Linked DNA regions of Homo sapiens: all the other regions are linked to region 2. A link is a loop called in an ENCODE intact Hi-C map of the cell type or tissue named here. Cell type or tissue: IMR-90. All regions are shown on one strand. Links, peaks and the distances in the headings refer to the core of each region. The heading gives the core; the rest is flanking DNA.

Region 1 (7,908 bases), core at 1,541-6,540, 850 kb before region 2:
AACATTTTTTGCCTTATTAAGAAAATTATTCAAACCTAGAAAAATGCAAGGGTTAAAGCCTTGCTTTCATAAACATAGCCTGTGTGTGTCGCAGGGTGACTTTTAGATATTATATGGAAAAATGCAGTAAAAAGTGCTGAAGTAGCCCATTCCGTTGCATTGAATTGTTAGGCAATTATGGTCATCCCAGCCTTAGTAAATTAAAATACATGATGAAAACCCAATCTAAGGACATCAACTGCTATGTACTAAACAAACTACACATCCCATTTAAAAAGCATTTAAAATTGTGTCAAGAGAGGTTATGTTGGAGGGACTATAATTTTAAAATCATTTACTGTACAACCATATATTTAAATTTTAACTTGAAGCTAAATGTTGCAAAATTAAATTAATCTTATTTGATAACACGAGGCAGTTTATACTCTTTCATTTGGGGTCGATGGAGCCCCTGGCACAGTCTTGAATTTAAGACCCCTACCCCATAGGAATAGTTAACTCTTGATCCTAGCATGCTCTCTCCTCCTGGAAGAGTTATTTAAAGTTAGATGTGTTTCTTTCTGTTTTTTTCTTAGCCACTTTTCTATCCCAAGCCCAGCAAAGACATTCAATTCATTCCCCCTACACCTCTCTCTCTCTTTCTGTCTTTCCTCCCTCCCCTCTCTCCCTCTCTTTTTCTCTCTCTCCCTCTGAAGTTTCTAAATCAGTTCCTACAGCTTTAGTTTTCTTTTTCTAAAATTAAAAACGTGGCTTCTGGCTATAAAACGAATCTCCCACCTTCAGCAGCCCCAGTCCCCTGGGGCTGTTACTGGCGTGATCTATAAATTAACTGGAATCACTTAGAGCCCTCAGTTAGCTTTTAGTCAAACATTAGCAGCAGTGTTTACCCTTGTGTAATCTGCAGTTGTTACTTAATTTAATGCCTGTCAGCATTTTTTTAAAGAACATGTTCAGCAAATCCTTGGCACAGGCTGTTTGAATTCCTTACTCTTCCCTTCCCCCACCTTGACCCAAATCAAGCTAAATGTATCTGAGTAGAAGCTTGCTAATATTTTTAATTTGCTAGTGTAGTTTTCCTTCTTCTTGAGGAAAGAAAGAAGAGTTTGCTTTCTGTGCCAATCCAACTACATCCTACTCAGAGGCCTGGGCTTCGTGTCCCCACTGCACCTTACATCAAAGAGGGTGAACTGTAAATTGTTAGGGTTTTTGTTTCTTGTTGCTCTGGCAGTGATCTGTGAGTGATGTAAGATGGGAGGCATCCTCAGACTCCCATTTGGAGGATGCTGGTGTGGCCCCCTGAAGAAAATCCATTGAAACAAACTTTGAAGTGCTGCCCAGTAGAGAGCTAAAAGCTGAACATATCACATCATAATTCATACATAACTTTGTGTGTTTTGAATCTTCCTCCTCCACAGCCACCACCTCAAATGTAAATAAATAGAGCCCTGGCCTTCCTACAGGGTTCTGTTGCTCCTTTCATAATGTGAGATCCATCTAGATCCGGCAGGAGAACTTCTCTAAGGCCATCATAAAGGCAGTAGGAAGTACTGATCTCAAACAGCACAGAGGAGGCTCCCCTCCAAAGAAGAGTGAAGCACATCGTTAGAGAATAAGAACACGGGGAAATTAAGAGGTGATCTTCAAAGGCTACAATGAACAGCTCCTCTCTGCTTTCACACACTATACAAGAAAAGACCTCCTTCAGTTCAGGAGGCTTTGGTTAACAGCCACATTCTCAATATTCTGGGTTTCAAGGCCAAGAAAATAAATGTCACAGTGGAAACCTCATGCTTTTTCAGGTGATATAATCCAAAAAATGTGTACATCTCAATAGTATAAAGGACTCTGAATCAGCCAGGGCTCAACTTGCTATTCTCTTCCTTGCCTGCAAGACTTGACCTTGAGTTTCAGTGTCTCTCAGCCGTACTTCTGCTTCCTGGTGACTAGAATTCAGGATTCTCTCCCATTTACCACTAGGGAAAACCCTACTGCTAAGGACCGTAAATGTCGGAGGATCCCCCTGAGTCTCACAGATGGCACTTGAAGAGAAGCAGTATGGAGACACAGGACACGAAGAAGGAAACAGAGACCCTGAGGACAGAGGCTCATGCAACTACTGCAAATGAACAAACACCAGAACAGGCATTTTTGCACTTTCAGACAGGGAGTTCCAGGACTGAGTGCACATACAGTCCATGGTTAGATTTCCAGGAAAGCCTCAGTGAGGGGCTGAATTATGTGCCATTAACTCAAGATACAGCCATCTTGGGAGTCAGCATATCTGTCTGAGCCCAGGTTATAAGTGCACACTGGTGGTCTATGGTTGCAGGCCGGTGTCACTGTCCTGTCACAGTCCTGAGATCTCCAAAGCAGCCCAGGTGACACATATGTCCCTGTCTTTGACTCTCCTCCAGCCCAACTCTGTGATACTACTATCAAGGCTCCAAAATGCAGCTGTTTTGCTACACAAATTATGAATAAGTTCTACAAACTTCTTGAACCATCTGGAAAGTGCTCAAAACACAGGGCTGCACAGACAAGGACTTTAAGGCTCAACTCACTCCCAGGTAATATTAGTGGCTCTTCTCAGCAAGAACATGAGCCCAGGTCCCAATAGCACTATTGAAAAAGGCAGTTCTGCTGTAGAATGGGTCCCTCTTTTTGCTGTTTCCACTGCTGAGTGCCCCCATCATGGGCATGCAAGATTTTTTCTGCAATTTTCCTTTCACAACTTTCATCAACTGCCTCTTCAATTTCCTGGTCTTGCACAATCTCAACCCAACTTACTTAACAGCACTGATTGTTCAGTTCTTATGGACAGTGTGTGCCTTTAGTCTTCCTCCAAGGAGAGTGCTTGACAAACATAAAATGGAAATCTTAGGAACACTTTTACACCATTGGTGGGAATGTAAATTACTTTAACCATTGTGGAAGATGGTGTGGCGATTCTTCAAAGATCTAGAACCAGAAATACCATTTGACCCAGCAATCCCATTACTGGGTATATACCCAAAGGAATATAAATCATTTTATTACAAAGATACATGCACACATACGTTCATTGCTGCACTTTTCACAATAGCAAAGACATGGAATCAATTCAAATGCCCATCAGTGATACACTGGATAAAGAAAATGTGGTACATATACACCATGGAATCCTATGCAGCCATTAAAAGGACACAGATCATGTTCTTTGCAGGGACACAGATGAAGCTGGAAGCCATTATCCTCAGCAAACTAATGCAGGAATAGAAAATCAAACACTGCATGTTCTCACTTGTAAGTGGGAGCTGAACAATGAGAACACATGGACACAAGGAAGGGAACAACATACACTGGGGCCTGTTGGCAGATGTGGTTGGGGAGGGGGAGCATTAGGACAAATAGCTAATGCATGCTGGGCTTAATACCTAGGTGATGGGTTGATAGGTGCAGGAAATCACCATGGCACATGTTTACCTATGTAACAAACCTGCACATCCTGTACACATACCCAGAACTAAAACTAAAAATAAAACAAAAACAAAAGAATGGAAATCTTTTCAGAAAAATGTGTCATTGAATTGGAGGTGGAATCCATAATGATCAACAACAATAAATTCTTTTCTTCTCCATTAGATCATCTCCCTCAGTCTGTGTGTGTGTTCATGCGTGTGTGCCATGCCGGGTCCCCACTTTCCTCAGCACATTTGTGCATGTGTTTGTTTACTGAGCAGTGCCCAGTTTGCGAGGCTCCCCCAAAGGCAGCCTCATTCTGCTAGTGCCTGCCCAGGACCCTGTACCAGTCAATGAGAAACCAAACAAACTGGCTGCAATAAGCCGTTTACACCAGTTCCCAAAGAGAAAACTTTGGGCCCATTCCCAGAAGGCCAGGCATGTGAGTGAAAGGAGCCTGACTTGCAAAGCTTCCCCCACACTCAGGGTTTATTCTGTTTATTCTGTCATCCCTGTTTATTCTTTCAACTGTGGTTTCTCCGTGGAGCAACACATCACACCGCACCCAGATTGTGGAGACACACAGAAGATATCCAGAAACGGCCAGAGAGAACACAATCCCTCCGATTCATTCGCTAAGCCATTTGTTAACACGCTGGTTTGGGGTTTTTCTTTTCCACAATTTTTCAACACTTGAGGAATTGAAACTGCCAGCTGTTCTCATCTTTAAATGAAATAGCCTGAATAATTGGGAATTTAAGCTAGTTTTCATTATTATAGTCCCCTTCAGAAATACATATGACCAAAATAATGAGCTAATGAAATAATTTGGACATCCTGACCATGCAAAACGGACGTGTAAAACATTAAATGCAGAGCCAGTCAATACTTAGTAAATGTTGATGCAGACTTGGTTTCCTAAGGTTTAAAATGTGTAACTAAATGACATATAACTTCTGAAATATCAGGGCACCAAGGAGGAATTAACAAAAGGCCATCAAAAAGCAGACTGCACATGATGTAGCAGAGAGGCTGTGGAGTCAGACATGCCCACATTTAAACTGGATTCCATGCTGGCTGTGTCACTGGAGCTGATGGCATGTTCTCAGCAAGCCTCAGTGCTCTCACCTCTAAAACGGGATTCAGAAGAATAGGGCGCCAATTTAGTAGATTGGTATGGAGATTAAAATTTAAAAATGCATGTAAAACACTTGACTAACTACAGTTTCTAGCTCACAATAAGCTCCTAGTAAATGAAAACTACTGGGCACTCCTGTCTTACAGATAATGGCTTTAAAAACTGGGAACTTAGAATAATTTTAAAACTCAGGAAACAAGGAATACCTCTTTGAGGGAAATATCTGACTCCTAAACCAGGTAATGGAACATCTTGGAAACCCAGACCTCTCAGAGCAGACTTGTTAAAGTGCCAGGGACAGGGCTCATACCCAGTTGACACTCAATCAACATTTATTGATACTGACCATGGTTTCCTCAGGTTTAAAGTTTAAAATAAAATGTCTAGAAGAATTACAGAATTAACCACTTGTGGTTATTCCTGAAATATGATAGCATCAGTGTGAAAATTGAAAACACTACCCCACATAAAAAGCTGTATACCAATTTTGTTTAAAAGACTGGAATGACCCTAAATACAAAGATTGCATGAAAAGCAGAGATTCGTTAAATTGTAAGAACAAAATTAAGGATTTCCTAGAAATGGAGGGGGCCTCACTAACTTCAGCAGAGAAATTTTCTTCATCTGTCATCCCCTGACTCCACAGGGTAATGTAACAATGCCAGGGAGATGTCTGCATATACCCAGGGTGAGACCACCAACCCTTTGCATTTAGCCAAAGGGCTACCAAATTATGGTGCAACACTGGCTGATTGAATCATTCAGAGTCAAATTCAAACAGATGAACTCACAGAGGAGAGCTCCCACACATAGATGGAGAAAATTAAGGGAGGTCATAGTTTAAAATTTTTCTTTTTATCAAGGTAGAGTTTGCAATGTGACAATCATTAAGCTGTAGGGGAGGCTTTTAACAGAATTCCCTCTGGCCTTCTACTAACTCACTGAAATACATCATTTGCTTTTCTCAACTTCCTTTAATTTTAGTCCAGAAATAACCATTTATCTTAACATTCACTCTCACGTGGGACAAAAGAAAAAACAAATTTTGCAGAATTCAGAGAGGCATTGATTAATTTATGCTGGTCTGTCTTTGAGGAATACCTGGGAATTAGAAGGCAACCAAGATATATTACCTCCATTCTTGAGAATCAGTTCCTAATCTTTAGGGACTAACCCTTTAAATGAGCTACCTCTCGTCACTAAATGTTGAATAAATTGATCTCTGGGACACTTAAAACGGCAGGCTGTGTGTCTGTATGGTATAGTAACACCCCCCACACAGACAGGCATGCACACACACACACACAAATGTGCACACACACATGCCCCTGAGTTGAAAAGAATCAGCAGGGACTGTTTTTTGGCATGCTGTCCATAGTCATTTGCACTTTTCCAGCACAGAGCAGAACCATAATAGTAAACCCTTTGCAAGAAACAGGCACATCTCCACATTAAGAAGGTTTGGCTGCAGGTGGGTATGAAAATGCAGAGTTTATGGAAACTTTGCCTTTTATTTATTTTTTTATATCCTCTGTTGCAACTGCAGATCTATGTGAGTGTAGCTAGCCTCTCTACTATGCCTTTTGGGAAACACACCTTGAGGTCTCTGCAGCCTCCTGGCCTGATGTTTGCATAGTTGAGTTGAGGAGGCTGGTAGTTTTCGGCCCAAACATCAACACAGAGGTTTACTTTGCCCTTGTATTAGATTAAAATGCTGGAACATATTTATAAGCTAAATTTGTTGTTGTGTTGTTGGTCAGTCTTCTTTCAAAAAAAAAAAGAACTTATTCTATAATTACATTTAGCAGAAAGCCATTTCCTACTTTTTCCTAGTGTAGGTCTCATGCTTAACTGTTCTGACATCACCTGGCCCCTCTATGGCTTAGCAACAAAAACTTCACTGAAATGAAGAATGCAGTTATTTATGCTGGCTGCTCTGGCAGGAAAGAAATTCAAAACATAATTTTTTAAAGTTATAACTATGGCTTGCATATAAACATAAGCATGTGGCAAATATTTACGTAATTCATTAATGAGGTAACGAGCAGAATGATAAAACCAGTGCAAAGAGTATTTGAGAAACTAAATATATGCGGGCATCTGAGAATGAATGTTGGAATAAGATTGCTGGGTTAGACAGAACACTAGTTAATACTATACTTGGCAATAAAAGTATAACCTTTAAAGTCATCCTTTTTTTTTTTTACCAGACCAAAATCACTTGCATCACTACTGAATAAAATCCTACAAATTAGCATGTCATCTCATAGAGTCTGAGCCTTAATTAGTAACAAATAATATGTCAAATAAGATACATTCCCCTAGAGAATCAGGTCATCTTTGGGTAGGTCTTTTAGAAAATGCTCTTACAAGACCGTGAAAACTGAGGCTATTCTACTGCCTTATTTCAAGTTTGATACTCTGTCTTAACATTAGTAAAGGGATTTTGGGAGGGCAAAGATGCCTCATATCAACAGTTATTAACAATTGAGGTCATGGGACAAATAGTTATAGAAATATTAATAGAACAATATCACCCCTCAGATTATGTTGAATACTAAAATATAGAGTTGGATGTAGAAGCAACCAAGTATCCCTCAAGGAATGAATGAACAACATGTGGCCTATCCATACAATGGAATATTGTCCAGGCTTTCAAAGGAAGGAAATTCTGACACATGCTACAACATGGATGAATCTTGATGACATTATGCAAAGTGAAATAAACCAGTTACAAAAAGAAAAATACTGTATAATTCCACTTAAAAGTTATCTAGAGTGGTCAAATTCACAGAAACAGAACATAAAAAGGTAGTTGCCAGGGCTTGGGGAAGGGGAGAATGGAGAATTGTAGTTTAAGAGGTATATAGTTTTAGATTTGCAAGATGAAAAAGTTTTGGAGATTGGCTGCACAACAATATGAACATACTTAACACTACTGAACTGTACACTTAGAAATGGTTAAGATGGTAAATTTTATGTTATGTGTTTTTTACCACAAAAATTTAAAACATTTACAAAGTTGGTATCATCAGTTCAGATGCCAGTTATAAGGCAAGGGAATGATTCCCACCAGAGTAAGATCAAAGTATGCATGGCAAGGAACCATCTTTTTACTGTCTGAAGTACCAGTTTATGACTTAACTTACAATGGGACATGAAGGAAATGAATGCAAAGATGCCAACCTAGCTGTGGTGGACTTCAGCTCACATCATGGAAACCATGAAGCAATTTAGCAAAGTTGGCTGCCTAAGCAGCCAAGGGTCCTGTGGTGCCTGTTAAAATCCAGCAAAAGCAGGGATGAGGTGCATTGGCCAGGGCCCAGTGCGTA
Region 2 (6,585 bases), core at 1,478-6,477:
ACTGATCTTTTTCAGACTGTCAGTTTCTTTGTGTGGTGTGTGTGTGTGTGTGTGTGTGTGTGTGTATTAAGTTCCATATAATTGTATCAACTGGGTAGATTCATATATCAACCACAACAGCCCAGGTATTGAATAGTTCCAGCACTAACAAGGATCCCTAGTGTTTTCCTTTTATAACTACACATCCCCCCACCCCACACCTCCATCCCTTAACCCCTGGCAACCACTAACAATGTCCTCCATTTCTAAAATCTATCATTTCAGAAAAATGTTATATAAATGTAACCACAGGGTTGGCCATGGTGGCTCAAGCCTGTAATCCCAGCACTTGGGGAGGCTGAGGCGAGTGGATCGCTTGAGGTCAGGAGTTCGAGACCAGCCTGGCCAACATGGTGAAACCCCATCTCTACTAAAAATACAAAAATTAGGTGGGCGTGGTGGTGCATTCCTGTAATCCCAGCTACTTGGGAGGCTAAGGCAAGAGAATCCCTTAACATGGGAGGTGGAGGTTGCAGTGAGCCAAGATCGAGCCACTGCACTCCTGCCTGGGCAACAGAGTGAAACTGTGTCTCAAAAAATAAATACAGAAATAAAAATAAATGTAACCATTATGTAAGCTTTTGGGATTGGCTTTTTGAAGGACATCAGTTTTTAGTTACCACAAATAAAGCTGCTATGAACATTCGTGTAGTTGTTTTTGTATAAAGATGATAAGTTTTTATTTTTCTGGGAGAAATACCCAACTGTGGAATTGCTGGGTCGTATGGTCATTGCATATTTAGTTTTAGAAGAAACTGCCAAACTCTGGTTTTTTTTAGTGGCTGTATCGCTTCTATCCCTTCAGAAATCTGTGTTTGTTTCAGTTTTTCCACATCCTCACCAGTATTCGATGTTGCCAGTATTTTTTTATGTTGCCACTATTTTTTATTTTAGCCTTTCTTTTCCTTTCCTTTCCTTTTCTTTCTTTTTGAGACACAGTTTCACTCTGTCGCCAAGGTTGGAGTGCAGTGGCACAATCACGGCTCACTGCAATCTCTGCCTCCCGGTTCAAGCGATTCTCCTGCCTCAGCCTCCTAAGTAGCCGGGACTCCAGGCACACACCACCACACCCGGCTAATTGTTTTGTATTATTAGTAGAGGTGGGGTTTCACCATGTTGGCCAGGCTGGTCTCAAACTCCTGACCTCGTGATTCGCCCGCCCAGGCCTCCCAAAGTGCTGGGATTACAGGCGTGAACCACCACACCCAACCTTATTTTAGCCATTCTGATAGTTTATACAGTCATACCTCACTGTGGCTTGAAGGTGTGTTTCCTTGGTGGCTAATGAGGTTGAACATCTTTCCATGTGCTTATTTGCCATCTTTATGTACTTTCCGGTGAGATGTCTATTCATTTCTTTTGCCCATCTTCTAACCAGATTATTATTATTGTTATTATTATTTTTAACTGTCTTGTTTTCTATTATCCCTTTTATTTCTTACTCTTTTAGGAAACGCTTATTAGCATGTTCTATGTGTTAGCCATTTGCAATACAGAGATAAAAGAGAAAGAATTGGCCCTCAGAGAACTGGCAGTTTTGGGAAGAGACAAGTGAGCAAGTTTCTGTGTAGGAGGGCACTGACCTCCCAGCAGGAGAATAGTAAAATCTTGCTTCCTGGAGGAGGTGACACCTGATCAGCATTTGAAGGCATGAATATTCGTTACACTTGATATGTATTATACTATCTTTACATTTAGGACATTAATACAGTAAGAGATAGGGCAGTCTAAAAGCCTCTTCAGGGCATCCTTCTTTATAAGTAATTTGTTGTATGAACTTAATTCAAGGTTAGCAAACACGGAACACAAATGTCATGTTTCTTGGGGATTCTAAGGTAGAGATGACAGTATTCCAGATCCCAATGATGTGTGATCCAATGGGAGCTGGGGGTCCATAGCGAGCAGATAGCTGCTGGTTACAGAAACAAACTTAGCCACATGGGAGATTTAGGAGAGTGAGATATTAATTCTCACTAGGAGGTCAAAGAAGGTTTCTTGAAGAAGGGGGTTAGGGCTGGGATTTGAAAAATGAGTAGAGCTTCAACAAGTAGATGTAAAAGGAAACGGATTTGTTATAGACTCATAGGTTCCTGCATGTTACTGATTTCCAGTTCCCCATCTTGCTCTTACCCAGAGTTGCTTCTGTGGAAAGGTCTGCAACCTGGTGTCAGACTCCACATCTTACTAATGGGTCCAGTGAAAGAGGTCGCCAGTGGAGGTTGCATTTCGTTTTAGGATGAGATTTACAATCTATAGGAAGGAAGTCCTTCATCTTACAGATAGATGGCCTGAGGCCTAGAGAGGGTCAAATCCAGTCCAGCCCCATTGCCCCACTGGCCAGCCCAGTGGATGTGCTTTGTGTAGAAAGTTCTCAGGCCAGAGCAAGGAAGTGGTATGGATTTCACCCTATGGCTCTGCTAAAAATAAAAAATTGGCTGGTAAAAATAAAGTGTTGCAAAGTAAGTGGACTGGGGAGTACTTATTTGTTAAAAACACAGCTATTTTTCTCATATGATTTTTTTAATGTCCTTTAAGGGATATGATTTTTGGAGCCTGGCACGGTGACTCACACCTGTAATCCCAGCACTTTGGGAGGCCGAGGTGGGGAAATCACTTGAGGCCAGGAGTTTAAGACCAGCCTGGCCCACATGGTGAAATCCCATCTCTACTAAAAATAACAAAAATTAGCTGAATGTGGTGTCACACGCCTGTGGTCCCAGCTACTTGAGAGTCTGAGGCACTGGAATCGCTTGAACCCGGGAGGCGTAGGTTGCAGTGAGCTGAGGTTGCACCACCACACTCCAGCCTATCTTCAGCTTCAGAGTGAGACTATCTCAGAAAAAGAAAACAAAGGATACTTCATTTGCAGCATTATCCTTAAATGACACAGGAGTCAGGATACGGGATCCCTAAGGAAAGAAATTGTGGCCCATTACAGTGAACGCTGTTTCCATAATCACAACATTGTAAATGCTGTTAATTGGCTTTTTCAGCTTTTAGAATCCAGTTACAGATAAAACAGGGAAAACAAATATGTTTAGAGAACAAGAAAGGACATGTAATCAGTCTCAACAATGCACAAGCAAACTGGACAGAAATTGAGAGTTGGGAACAGGGTGCGGGGAGCCTGGTAGAGGCTGTCATACTCTTTCGTGGTTTAGAAGCCCAGAGACTGCACAAAATTGATGAGTGAGTGAGCTGAGGTTTTCAGTTTTTTTACTTAAGTTACAAATTTGTGTAAGTAATAGAATAATATATCAGAAACTCGAAGGACTGGAAACGGGAGAGGAAGGAGTATCAATCAAACAATAGCTTTTCCTGCTAGTAGTCGAAGGAAATAGCAGTGTAAGTATATTATGAAATCACCGCGGGAACTGCAAAGAGATGTGATTGAGAGTGGTGACCTCTGGGGTGGCAGGACCCAGTTTTAATGTCATACAAATGATTGTTTAAAAGGAATGAGAAAAAAGTTTTATTGACCAGCAGCAAAATTTGTTCAAAGGAGCAACATGACAATTACATATCCCAGTGGCTTCTAGCTGTTTAGTTTTAGAAATCTTAGGCAAAGAAGCACTTCAGTGATGGGAAAATACTAACTGTAATTGCAGATATTTTATTACCTGAATGTTAAATGTAGCCTGTAACTGTTTTAAATCTTCCTAAACTTGCCCTTATATAGGAGAAGGGGGGAGGATTGCTCAATGCTGGTATAAACTTGATTGCCTTTCTCTTTAAGATCTTAGATTTTTTTGAGTTAAAAAAAAGTGAACTTCTGTGGGGTTCTCCGCAAAGACTTAAGATCCCTGGAATAATCTAGAGCTTACTCTATTTAATACAGTAGTTAAACTCTTATGCAAAAATTTCACTTTTTCCACATAAGAACACATCTCTGCTTTTACAGTGCCAATCATTGAAAAACAACATTAATTGTACATTAGGGTGAGACATACCCATTTCCAAGGTCCAGGTAACCAGGTCCCAAGATTGTATCCCACAAGGTTGTATGGATGTTTCCAGGCTGTGGCCAGGATGTGAGCCATGGAGAAGGGTGGGGGATGGAGCCAGGCAATGCCATGTGTCTACAGTGCCATCCTGTGGTTGTGATGCTGTATTAGAGCATGTCTTCATTTTCTCCTCTCTAGGAAGGCCCTTTTGTCTACTTGTCTTTAGTAGGAAACGTTGCAAATTCCGATGGCTTGATTGCTTCTTTATGTAAGTAATTAAAAACGTTTGCGTTTGAAATGTTGGAGGAGGTTTATTGCAAGTGTGACTGTCAAACGCCTCTATTATATACTGTATGACTTCATTTATATGAAATGTCCAGAATAGGTGAGTCTGTAGAGATACTGTAGATTACTGGTTGCGTGGGAATGAGGGTAGGGGTGGGGGTGTTGGGGGGAAATGAGGAGTGACTGCTAATGGGCACGGATTTCTTTTTGGGGTAATGAAATGTTCTAAAATTAGATTGTGGTGATTCAAACCTGTGATTCTACTAAAACCAATTATTTAAATAGGTAGATTGTGTGGCATGTGAATTACATCTTAATAAAGCTATTATATTAAACAATATTTGAGCCTGGGCAACATAGCAAGACCCTATCTTTAAAAAAAGTTTTTTAAATGAGCCAGGTGTGGTGGTGCACACCTGTAGTCCCAGCTACTCAGGAGGCTGAGGCGGGAGAATCTTTTGAGCCCAGGAGTTCAAGGCTGCATTGAGTCACAGTTGCACCACTGCACTCCAGCCCGGGCGACAGAGCAAGAGTCCATCTCTAAAAAACAATACATAAAATAAAAAATGTTGGTAGTGAATGGCCGGGCATGGTGGCTCACGCCTGTAATCCCAGCACTTTGGGAGGCTGAGGCAGGTAGATCACCAGGTCAGGAGATGGAGACTATCCTGGCTAACACGGTGAAATCCTGTCTGTGCTAAAAATATAAAAAATTGGCTGGGCGTGGTGGCGGGCCCCTGTAGTCCCAGGTACTTGGGAGGCTGAGGCAAGAGAATGGCGTGAACCCAGGAGGTGGAGCTTGCAGTGAGCCGAGATCACGCCACTGCACTCCAGTCTGGGTGACAGAGCAAGACTCCCTCTCAAAAAAAAAAAAAAAATGTTGGTAGTGAGTGCAGATGGAAGAGCTTGTGGGGTTTAAACTGGGTGGTTTTCCCATACTTTTAATATCAACTTTCTTTTTATTGTACATATATATTTGTGGTCTTGTAGATCCTTTCCAAAAGTCTTCATGCTCATTGTCAGTCAATATTCAATTAGCATTGATATTCTACCATGTACTGTGTCAATACCAACAGGTATTTTTTTTTACCACTTTATAAAACTGCCTTTCTCAGGATAACTGCTTTCAGGTTTTGCTTCTGAAACTTTGCATCATTTATCTCATTTCTTTTTTTTCTTTTTTTTTTCAGGCGAGTCTCGCTCTGTCCCCCAGGCTGGAGCACAGTGGCACCATCTCGGCTCACTGCAAGCTCCGCCTCCCAGGTTCACGCCATTCTCCTGCCTCAGCCTCCCGAGTAGCTGGGACTACAGGCGCCCGCCACCACGCCTAGCTAATTTTTTTGTATTTTTAGTAGAGACGGGGTTTCACCATGTTAGCCAGGATGGTCTCGATCTCCTGACCTCGTGATCTGCCCACCTCGGCCTCCCAAAGTGCTGGGGTTATAGGCATGAGCCACCGCGCCTGGCCCATATATCTCATTTCTTTGTGACTCTAAAATCATCTCCAGCTAGGATCTGTGTGGGGGACTCCTGTTTACCACTAGTGTTAGGAAACATCTAGAGAATTGAGTAGGCTCATTAGTACTTCCCAAAGGAAAAGGTGTCATCTTTGATGCCTCAAGTCCTAGCCAAGGAGTTTGAGCCCCCTTGACCAGAGTAGAGCCACTTCAGATCCAGGGCTCAGCTGAATGCAGCTATGCACTTTTGATTGGCTGCATTAAACTCTGCCTGGGGATTGCTGGTGAAGCCCAGAGGCTGACGGACCCCAGCCTGAGTCATGGCTCCTCCCTGCTGAGTGTCCTCTTCTCCCCTTTGCCAGATGCCATGCTGACACCTCCTCCCCTGGCTGCCCTGCCTGGCATGAGAGAAAGCAAACAGCCCAGATTTGGCTCAATCCCATGAAATGCAAATGTCTAACACAGGCTTTCTCTATCATCTTCACGTTTACATTATGCACCTTAAAGAAGTGAAAACTAGCTGGGTGCAGTGGCACGAGCCTGGAGCCCCAGCTACTTGGGAGGCTGAGGCAGGAGGATTATTTGAGCCCAGGAGTTTGAATTTAGCCAGGGCAACACAGTAAGACCGTATTTCTAAAAACCAAAACGCAGTAAAAACTCATTTATTGAAGGTGTCCTTTATTTTCATGAAAGTAAAAATCCAGTAGATAATGTAAAGCAAGTAGTACTTCCCAGACTCCAAAGTGCCCCAGATCACCTGGGAATCTTACTCAAATGCAGATTCTGATACCGTGTGTCTAGGGCAGGACCTTCTGATGATGACCTGTGTTCTGACCTTGGCTTCACTGGGATGCAGGGCC
Region 3 (7,908 bases), core at 1,541-6,540, 180 kb before region 2:
TGGTGGCAGGTGCCTGTAGTCCCAGCTGCTCAGGAGGCTGAGACAGGAGAATTGCTTGAACCTGGCAAGTGGAGGTTGCAGTGAGCAGAGATTGTGCCACTGAACTCCAGCCTGGGTGACAGAGTGAGACTCTGTCTCAAAAAAAAAAAAAAATCTGATGTCAATCTGACTTCAGTCCTCTTTTTGTGATGTTCTCTTTCTCTTTATAATCTTTTAGAATTTTCCTTGAATTCTTTTTTTTGTTGTTGTTGGGTTTTTTTGTTTGTTTGTTTGAGATGATGTCTTGTTCTGTCACCCAGGCTGGAATGCAGTGGTGAAATCACAGTTTACTGCAGCCCCACCCTCCTGGGCTCAAATGATCCTCCCACCTCAGCCTTTTGAGTAGCTGAGACTACAGGCATGCATCACCATGCCTAATTTTTAAAACTTTTTGTAGAGATGGGATCTCACTTTGTTGCCTATGCTGGTCTTGAACTCCTGGGCTCAAGTGATCCTCCTGCCTCAGCCTCCCAAAGTGCTGGGATTAAAGGTGTGAGCCACCATGTCCAGCCTTGAAATTCTTAATTTTACTATAAAATGTTCTGGTGTGGATTTTTTCTTATCTTTTTTCTATAACCTTTTTTATCTTTCTTTCATCTTTTTACAGTTATGGAAGATTATCTCATTTTTCTTCAAACATTTCTTTCTGTTCATTTTTCTTCTTTCTAGAATTCTTATTACCTAGATGTTAGTACTTCTGTCTTCCACATAACCTAGTTTTTTCTTTATATTTTATACGTCTTTGTTATTTTCTTATCTCTTCTGAAAGATTTCCTCCGCCTGGTCTTCCAAGTTGACAATTAGTTTTGCAGCTCTATCCATTTTGTTGTTTATCCATGTGATGTGTTCACTTCAACTATGATATTTTACTTATCTAATATTGCTTTTTTATGTTTTCTTGTTCTTATCTACATTGTCATTATCTTCTTTTATCTCTTTTTGTATATTTATTAGGCCAATATCACATTATCTATGCAACTGTTTTTATATATATAGTTGGATTCTGTAATCTAAAATGCTATGTTTCATTTCACATAGTTGTGATTCTGAAATCTGCTACTTTGACCTGTGAATTCATGTTTTCCTGAAGGTATATGCTCCTTTTCTGGGGAACACATATAGGGAAAGGCCAGTCCTAATTAGCTCATTCCCAGTCAGCCCCAGTTAGCTCTGAGGGTGAGAATGGATGAAGCCCAAGGGGGAGAAACAAGCCAGGGCACAAGGAAACCACTGTCATTTACTCTCCACCTCACAACACAATGGGGTCAGAGCTTCACTCTGCCTTCCAGGGCACTCAGCATTCGGAGGAGACCTTGTTGGACTGTCATGTGCCAGCTCTGGGGGTTTGGTGGGAAGGGGAACTGATACCCCAAGGTAATTCGTCCTCACCTCATGCACAACTATTAAATTTAAGGTTGTGAATGTGATTTGATGCCCTTATGTGGTATCACTGGAAGGCAAATCCCTGGATGATTATCCATCATTGGGCACTATTTGCACTAATATTCTCCCCCAGTGGGTACCATGAAATCCTCCTTTTCCAGAAACATCACTTTTTCAAGAGTTCCCCTATTCCAATCCCATCCCTTTGCACTTCTTCCCTTGTGATTCTTCTCCCTCCTTTTCTTCTTCAGATATTTGTTAAGGGCCTAATGTGTGTCATGTACTAGGCTGTGAGTCTGACATGTGTGAAGAGCAGATGTGCTTGAAGAATAAGAAAAATAGGCCTGTTGTGGTGGCTCACGCCTGTAATCCCAGCACTTTGTGGGGCTGAGGCAGGCGGATCACGAGGTCAGGAGTTTGAGACCAGCCTGGTCAATATAGTGAAACCCATGTCTACTAAAAATACAAAAATTAGCCAGGTGTGGTGGCAGGCGCCTGTAATCCCAGCTGCTCAGGAGGCTGAGGCAGAAGACTCACTTTAACCCAGGAGGCAGAGGTTGCAGTGAGCCAAGATCATGCCACTGCACTCCGGCCTGGGCAAAAGAGCGAGACTCCATCTCAAAAAAAAAAAAAAAAGAATAAGAAAAATAGAAACCGAAATGGAGCCAAGATTGCAGAACTAAAGACAAATTGGGCCTCCTTTCCCTGGCAGCGAAGCAAGGAGAGGGCTTATCCTTCCTCTGAGGTGGAGCCTATCAAATGGTGATGGGAAGGTGCTCTAAGTCAATGGTTCTAATCTTGACCTCTCCTTAGAACCACCTGAGGAGTTTTTTTTTTTTAATCCAGTGTCTATACACATTTAATTGGCACAACTATGTCAACTATGTGCCAATTAAATCGTAATCTCTTGAGGTGAACTCAAAACCATATATACATACACACTTTTTTTTTTTTTTTTGAGACGGAGTCTCACTGTATCGCCCAGGCTGCAGTTCAGTGGCACCATCTCAGATCATTGCAACCTCCACCTCCTGAGCTCAAGCAATTCTCATGCCTCAGCCTCCTGAGTAGGTGGGATTACAGGCGTGTGGCACCACACCTGGCTAATTTTTGTATTTTTAGTAGAGAAGGGGTTTCACTATGTTGGCCAGGCTGGTCTCGAACTCCTAACCTCAGGTGATCCACCCGCCTCGGCCTCCCAAAGTGCTGGGATTACAGGCATGAGCCACCACGCCTGGCCCATCAATATATTTTTTAAAATTCTCCAGGAAATCCAATATACATCCACGTTTAAGAAGCACTGCTTGAATATACAGGTAACCATCAGGCTTGGGATCAGGAGTTATGGGTTAAATCCTGTTATAGGGCCAGGTGCAGTGGCTAATGCCTGTAATCCTAGCATGTTTGAGGGCCGAGGTGGGAGGATCACTTGAGCTCAGGAGTTCAAGATCAGCCTGGGCAACATAGCGAGACCTCATCTCTAAAAAAAAGAAATTAAAAAAAATCCTGTTATGAGTTGAATTACTTTCCTGAAATTTTATATGTAGAGGTTCTAACCCCTACACCTCAGAATGTGACCTTATTTAGAGCAGAATCTTTACAGAGGTAATCCAATTAAAGTGAGGTTATTAGGATGGGCCATAAGCCACCCATGTTTAGGTCATTACAGCAGCCCTAAGTGTACTAATACAAATCCTGAGGTAGCCACGTAGCCATGATTCCACTGTGTGCAATAACTTTCCTGAGAGTGCTTCACCATCTTATCAGAAAAACAATATTTAAACTCTCACTCACAGGTTACCGAGAGGTTTTTTGTTTTTGTTTTTGTTTTTTTGAAACAGTCTCGCTCTGTTGCCCAGGTTGGAGTGCAATGGCACAATCGTGGCTCACTGCAGCCTCAAATCTCCTGGGCTCAAGCAATCCTCCCACTTCAGCATCCCTAGTAGCTGGGGCCACATGGGGCCACAGGCGTGTGCCACCATGCCCAGCTAACTTTTTAATTTTTGTAGAGAGGGGTCTCACTGTTGCCTAGTTGGTCTTGAACTCCTGAACTCAAGCGGTCCTCCCTCCTCAGCCTCCCAAAGTGCTGGGATTACAGGCGTGAGCCACCGTGCCCGGTCTTACTGAGAGGTTTAAATGGGTAAAGTAAGTGAAAGCATCCTGCACAGAGATAGGAACGTAGTAGGTGCTCAGTAAATGTTTGTTAAATCTGAGTCTTTCCTGCCCAAAGAAACTTTTCCAGTTTAGCCCACCGTGGTCAGTTCAGCAGCCTGAGGATGCAGGCTAGTGCAACCGGATCCCCTCTATGGCTCCCAAAAAAGATGGAACAGCCTTTGTCCGCTCTAGTAAAGGGAAAGGGAAAGGTAGCCCCCTTTCCATGCAGTGCATCGGCTTAGGGCGCCCCAACGCTTTTCATTCAGCCTTGTCTTTGAAGCAACTTTTGAAGCCGACCACTAGAGGGCGGACAGTCTCCACAACCCGCAGCGGCGCTCGGCCGCGCTGTCAAGGAAAAAACGCGAGGGCTACTCCGGCTGCGGGCGGTGCTCGCCCCCTGTTATCCTCCACCGTCCCCGCAAGCCGTTTCCAGACAGTAATGCCGAGCGGGCGAGGTTCTCTGCGTGCCGGCGCGGCCCCGAACGTGCCCTGACGCCCAGTGTGCTACTTCACTTACTCTGAACAGTCCTATTGTTCCTCCCAGGTGAGTAAATTAAGGCTCAGAGACATTAAGCAAACGGCCGAGGGTCACACAGCTATGGGAATTAAATCCAGGCAGTGACACATGTCTGCCTGACTCCAAAACCAGCAAACACTTGTGGTCAAAATGAGCCCCGATGCCCAGCCCTACTTGCAGACCTACTCAGAGGCCCAGCAAGAGACCCCAGAAGCAAGGAGGATCAGAAGAGCCTCTGTTACCCTCCCTTCTCTCTCCGGAACCCCACTGCCGCTGCCACAGCCCTAAACCAGTGTTTGCCTCCACTGGTCATCTTTTTTACTGCCCTAACCTAGTCTGAAAATGAAGATGTTAAAGTAATTCCTTTTGTTTTTCTTTTCTCCCCCTTTGTATCCGTGAGGATGATCGATTTTTGCAGCCACTCCAAAGGAGTACTTAGGATGGTTTAGAAGCGGGTTTTAATTGCTTACTGCCTCTCCATTGAAGGAGCCAGGACCCATAAAAAAAAACAAAAACAGTGGTAACTACATGTACTCGGCTGCTGGTATCTACACTGCGGGGCAGTGGGAGAGGTGTTCCCCCAAGACATAGCCTTTCATGCCAGAAAAACTAACCAATTTGAAGTTCTATATCACTGAACTTGTATTTGGAGGCAGTCCAGGGGATATTCTGCATCTTCTTCCGGCAATCACCCATCCATCCCTCCCTCCCTCCCTCTCATGCAAGGCTCTGTGCTGTGGCTGTGGAGAGATGGCCCCAGCTAGATGTCTTTCCACCGGACATTTGTGATCCAGCACAGTGAAGCTCACTCTCAGGAGAACTGGTACCAAGAGCACGATCAGAAAACCCTTTTTTTTTTTTTTTTTTTTTTTTTCGACAGAGTCTTGCTCTATAGGCGCCCGCCACCACACCCAGCTAATTTTTTGTATTTTTAGTAGAGAAGGGGTTTCACCATTAGCCAGGATGCTCTCGATCTCCTCACCTCGTGATCCACCCGCCTCGGCCTCCCAAAGTGCTGGGATTACAGGCGTGAGCCACCGCGCCCGGCCGGCAATTCTTTTTAAGAGGATTAAAGCGATTGAGTAACACATGGGGAGGCTGGGATTCTGTTGTGCTAAACAATCCTGGGCCTGGGGACAAGGCCCTTGGTTTCTGTGTATATGAGATAAGGAACATGGGCTCCTTCCTGGCTCGGCCGATCTCTCATGTCACATGCTGGTATCATCGACTACCAGTCTTGAAACTCCTCTAATCGCTCTCCCGCCTGCACCAAAGTTCACAAGGCATAATGCTGTTCGTGTGCAAAATGAACTGTATTAAGACCCCTGGGCCGGGCGCGGTGGCTCACGCCTGTAATCCCAGCACTTTGGGAGGCTGAGGCGGATGGATCATGAGATCAGAAGATCGAGACCGTCCTGGCTAACACGGTGAAACCCCGTTTCTACTAAAAATACAAAAACAAAATTAGCCGGGTGTGGTGGCCGGCGCCTGTAGTCTCAGCTACTCGGGAGGCTGAGGCAGGAGAATCGCGTGAACCCAGGAGGCGGAGCTTGCAGTGAGCCGAAATTGCGCCACTGCACTCCAGCCTGGGAGACAGAGCGAGACCCCGTCTCCAAAAAAAAAAAAAAAAAAAAATACCCCTGGAAAAGAGACCCCAGGGCTGTGGCAGCCTCCTTCCCCTCCCCTCTGTGCATTTGTTCTTTTGTTTTGTTTTGCTTTTTTGAGACCGAGTCTCACTCTGTTACTCAGGCTGGACTACAGTGGCATGATCCTGGCTCACTGCAAGCTCTGCCTTCCAGGTTCAAGCAATTCTCCTGCCTCAGCCTCCCAAGTAGCTGGGATTATAGGTGCCTGCCACCACACCCGGCTAATTTTTGTATTTTCAGTAGACATAGGGTTTCACCATGTTAGCCAGGCTGGTCTTGAACTCCTGACCTCAGGTGATCTGCCTGCCTCAGCCTCCCAAAGTGCTGGGATTACAGGCGTGAGCCACTGCGCCCAGCCCCTCTGTGCATTTGTTCTATAGGTTAGAGGACGCAAGGAGTCCACCTTCCTCTGGAGCCCTCCCTGGGCCCTTAGTTCTTCCATCATTTCTGTTGAAAGATTTCACCACCAAATATCTAAGCAAATAGTATTGGGTGCCATGGAAGGTTGAGACATTAGAAAGCTGCTTGTGAATAAAAGTCATAAGAGCAGAGCAGAAAGTCCATAGAACAATTCCTGTGCCTTGGGTAGGGTCAACTGAATCTGATCCTTAAGCCCCAGCCTTTGGCATCCTTCCCTTGTCCAGCTAAGCTCCCTTTTCCCAGGCTTGATGACCGGTGCCCTAACCCTGCCCATCCAAAGCTGCTTGCAAGAGCAGGGAGACTACAGCATCACAGGCAGGCACAAACAGTCAGGTGCTGGCTCTGCCCTCCACGAGCTCTATGAATTTGGGTAAGTCCCCTGGTCTCTGAGCCCAATGTCCTCATCTATAAAGTGAGCATAGCAATATCTAGTGCACAAGACTCCTTCAAGGCATATGAAATAGTGGATATGAAACACCAGCACGTAGTACACAGTAAATAAAAGGTAGGTATTTTTTGTAGTGTTACCATTCCAGGTGTACTGCAATTTTATAGGCAAAAGTTTCAGTCAAAGGATTGACCTCATACAGTGAATTGAAGGCCATAACCAGGAAGGAAAGTGTGTTTAAAGAGATTGGTCGTCTTTCTACTGCCATCACATGATAGCAGGTGGGCAGCTACCAGCAAAAAAAGCAGTTTTGATAATAGAATATTAGAATAATTATTAGATTATTTGGAATACTGCTGCACTTACATTGAAACAATTTTAGAATTATCAATAAATTTGGATTTGCATTGGCTCATTTGGCTCTAACAGTGTACCCTGTAAGTAGTTCAGGCAGATATCATAATCCCTGTTAAGACATGCAGAAACGGCTGGGTGCGGTGGCTCACGCCTGTAATCCCAGCACTTTGGGAGGCAGAGGTGGGTGTATCACAAGGTCAGGAGTTTAAGTCCAGCCTGGCCAAGATGGTGAAACCCCATCTCTACTAAAAATACGAAAAAATTAGCCGGGCAGGGTGGCAGGTGCCTGTAATCCCAGCTACACAGGAGGCTGAGGCAGAGAATTGCTTGAAGCCAGGAGGCAGAGGTTGCAATGAGCGGAGATCATGCCACTGCACTCCAGCCTGGGCAACAGAGTGAGACTCTGTCTCAAAAAAAAAAAAAAAAATCAGAAACAAAATAAATAAGTAATAAAATAAAATAAAAACAAAGAAATGTAGAAACAGGCTCACAGAGGTGAAATGACTGGTGGGAAAAGACTTAACCCCAGGGGCTGATTCCTCTGGATTCCAAGCTCAGTGTGCTTTCCACCATGCCCTCAATTGCAAGTGTGTAATATTGGCAAGCTTAACTGGACCACAGAGAGCCACTGTGTGTCATTGTCACGACATGTCCCAGAGCCATCAGCGCAGCTTTCCTCCAGGAGCATGTCTTGCATTTCTCCTGGGAACTACGGCGGAATATAGTTCTTGCCCACAGCGTTACTTTCCAGCCAGCTTCTCTGGAACACATGTGCCCCATGCTGCGGACAGAACCAAACTCTTGATCTTGCCCTGCCCCTCGGCTCCTCCTCCAGCCTTCCCCGTGCCTTTGGGGTACAGGAAACTCCCAACAGTCCACTTCCTCCTCCCAGAAACCTGGTGCTTCCCACTCCTTCCCTGCTACACTTTGCTACCCTGTCCTTATTCTTCCCCTAACAAGCTGTAGCTTCATCCACTCCCTCTCGACTGCCATAATTCTGTGAC

The links. Peaks named below come from ENCODE experiments on the same cell type or tissue, not always from the same donor. Only the 100,000 strongest peaks of a DNase experiment are listed, where the experiment ranks them.
Region 1: it touches region 2 in a loop (5-fold over the local background); 3 of 110 quality-filtered maps call a loop at or near these places.
Region 3: it touches region 2 in a loop (8-fold over the local background); 102 of 110 quality-filtered maps call a loop at or near these places.

The regions. Positions count from the first base shown.
Region 1 is chr13:50,514,944-50,522,851 of GRCh38, reverse strand. All of the region lies in intron 5 of DLEU1 (deleted in lymphocytic leukemia 1), which reads right to left. DLEU1-AS1 (DLEU1 antisense RNA 1) reads left to right here. Exons shown (of 3, transcript NR_125753.1): 3 at 1,416-1,919. Among named protein-coding and RNA genes, the nearest start is that of DLEU1-AS1, 8.6 kb to the left of the region's middle. In IMR-90, for the core only: no CTCF peak of the experiment used is centred there; a DNase peak (open chromatin) is centred at 3,911; H3K27ac peaks cover 299 bases.
Region 2 is chr13:49,667,443-49,674,027 of GRCh38, reverse strand. EBPL (EBP like) reads left to right here. Exons shown (of 4, transcript NM_032565.5): 2 at 4,182-4,251. Among named protein-coding and RNA genes, the nearest start is that of EBPL, 21 kb to the left of the region's middle. In IMR-90, for the core only: a CTCF peak has its summit at 4,113 (motif pointing left); a DNase peak (open chromatin) is centred at 4,107.
Region 3 is chr13:49,844,127-49,852,034 of GRCh38, reverse strand. No RefSeq gene overlaps it. Among named protein-coding and RNA genes, the nearest start is that of KPNA3, 55 kb to the right of the region's middle. In IMR-90, for the core only: a CTCF peak has its summit at 3,886 (motif pointing right); a DNase peak (open chromatin) is centred at 3,894; H3K4me3 peaks cover 612 bases; H3K27ac peaks cover 312 bases.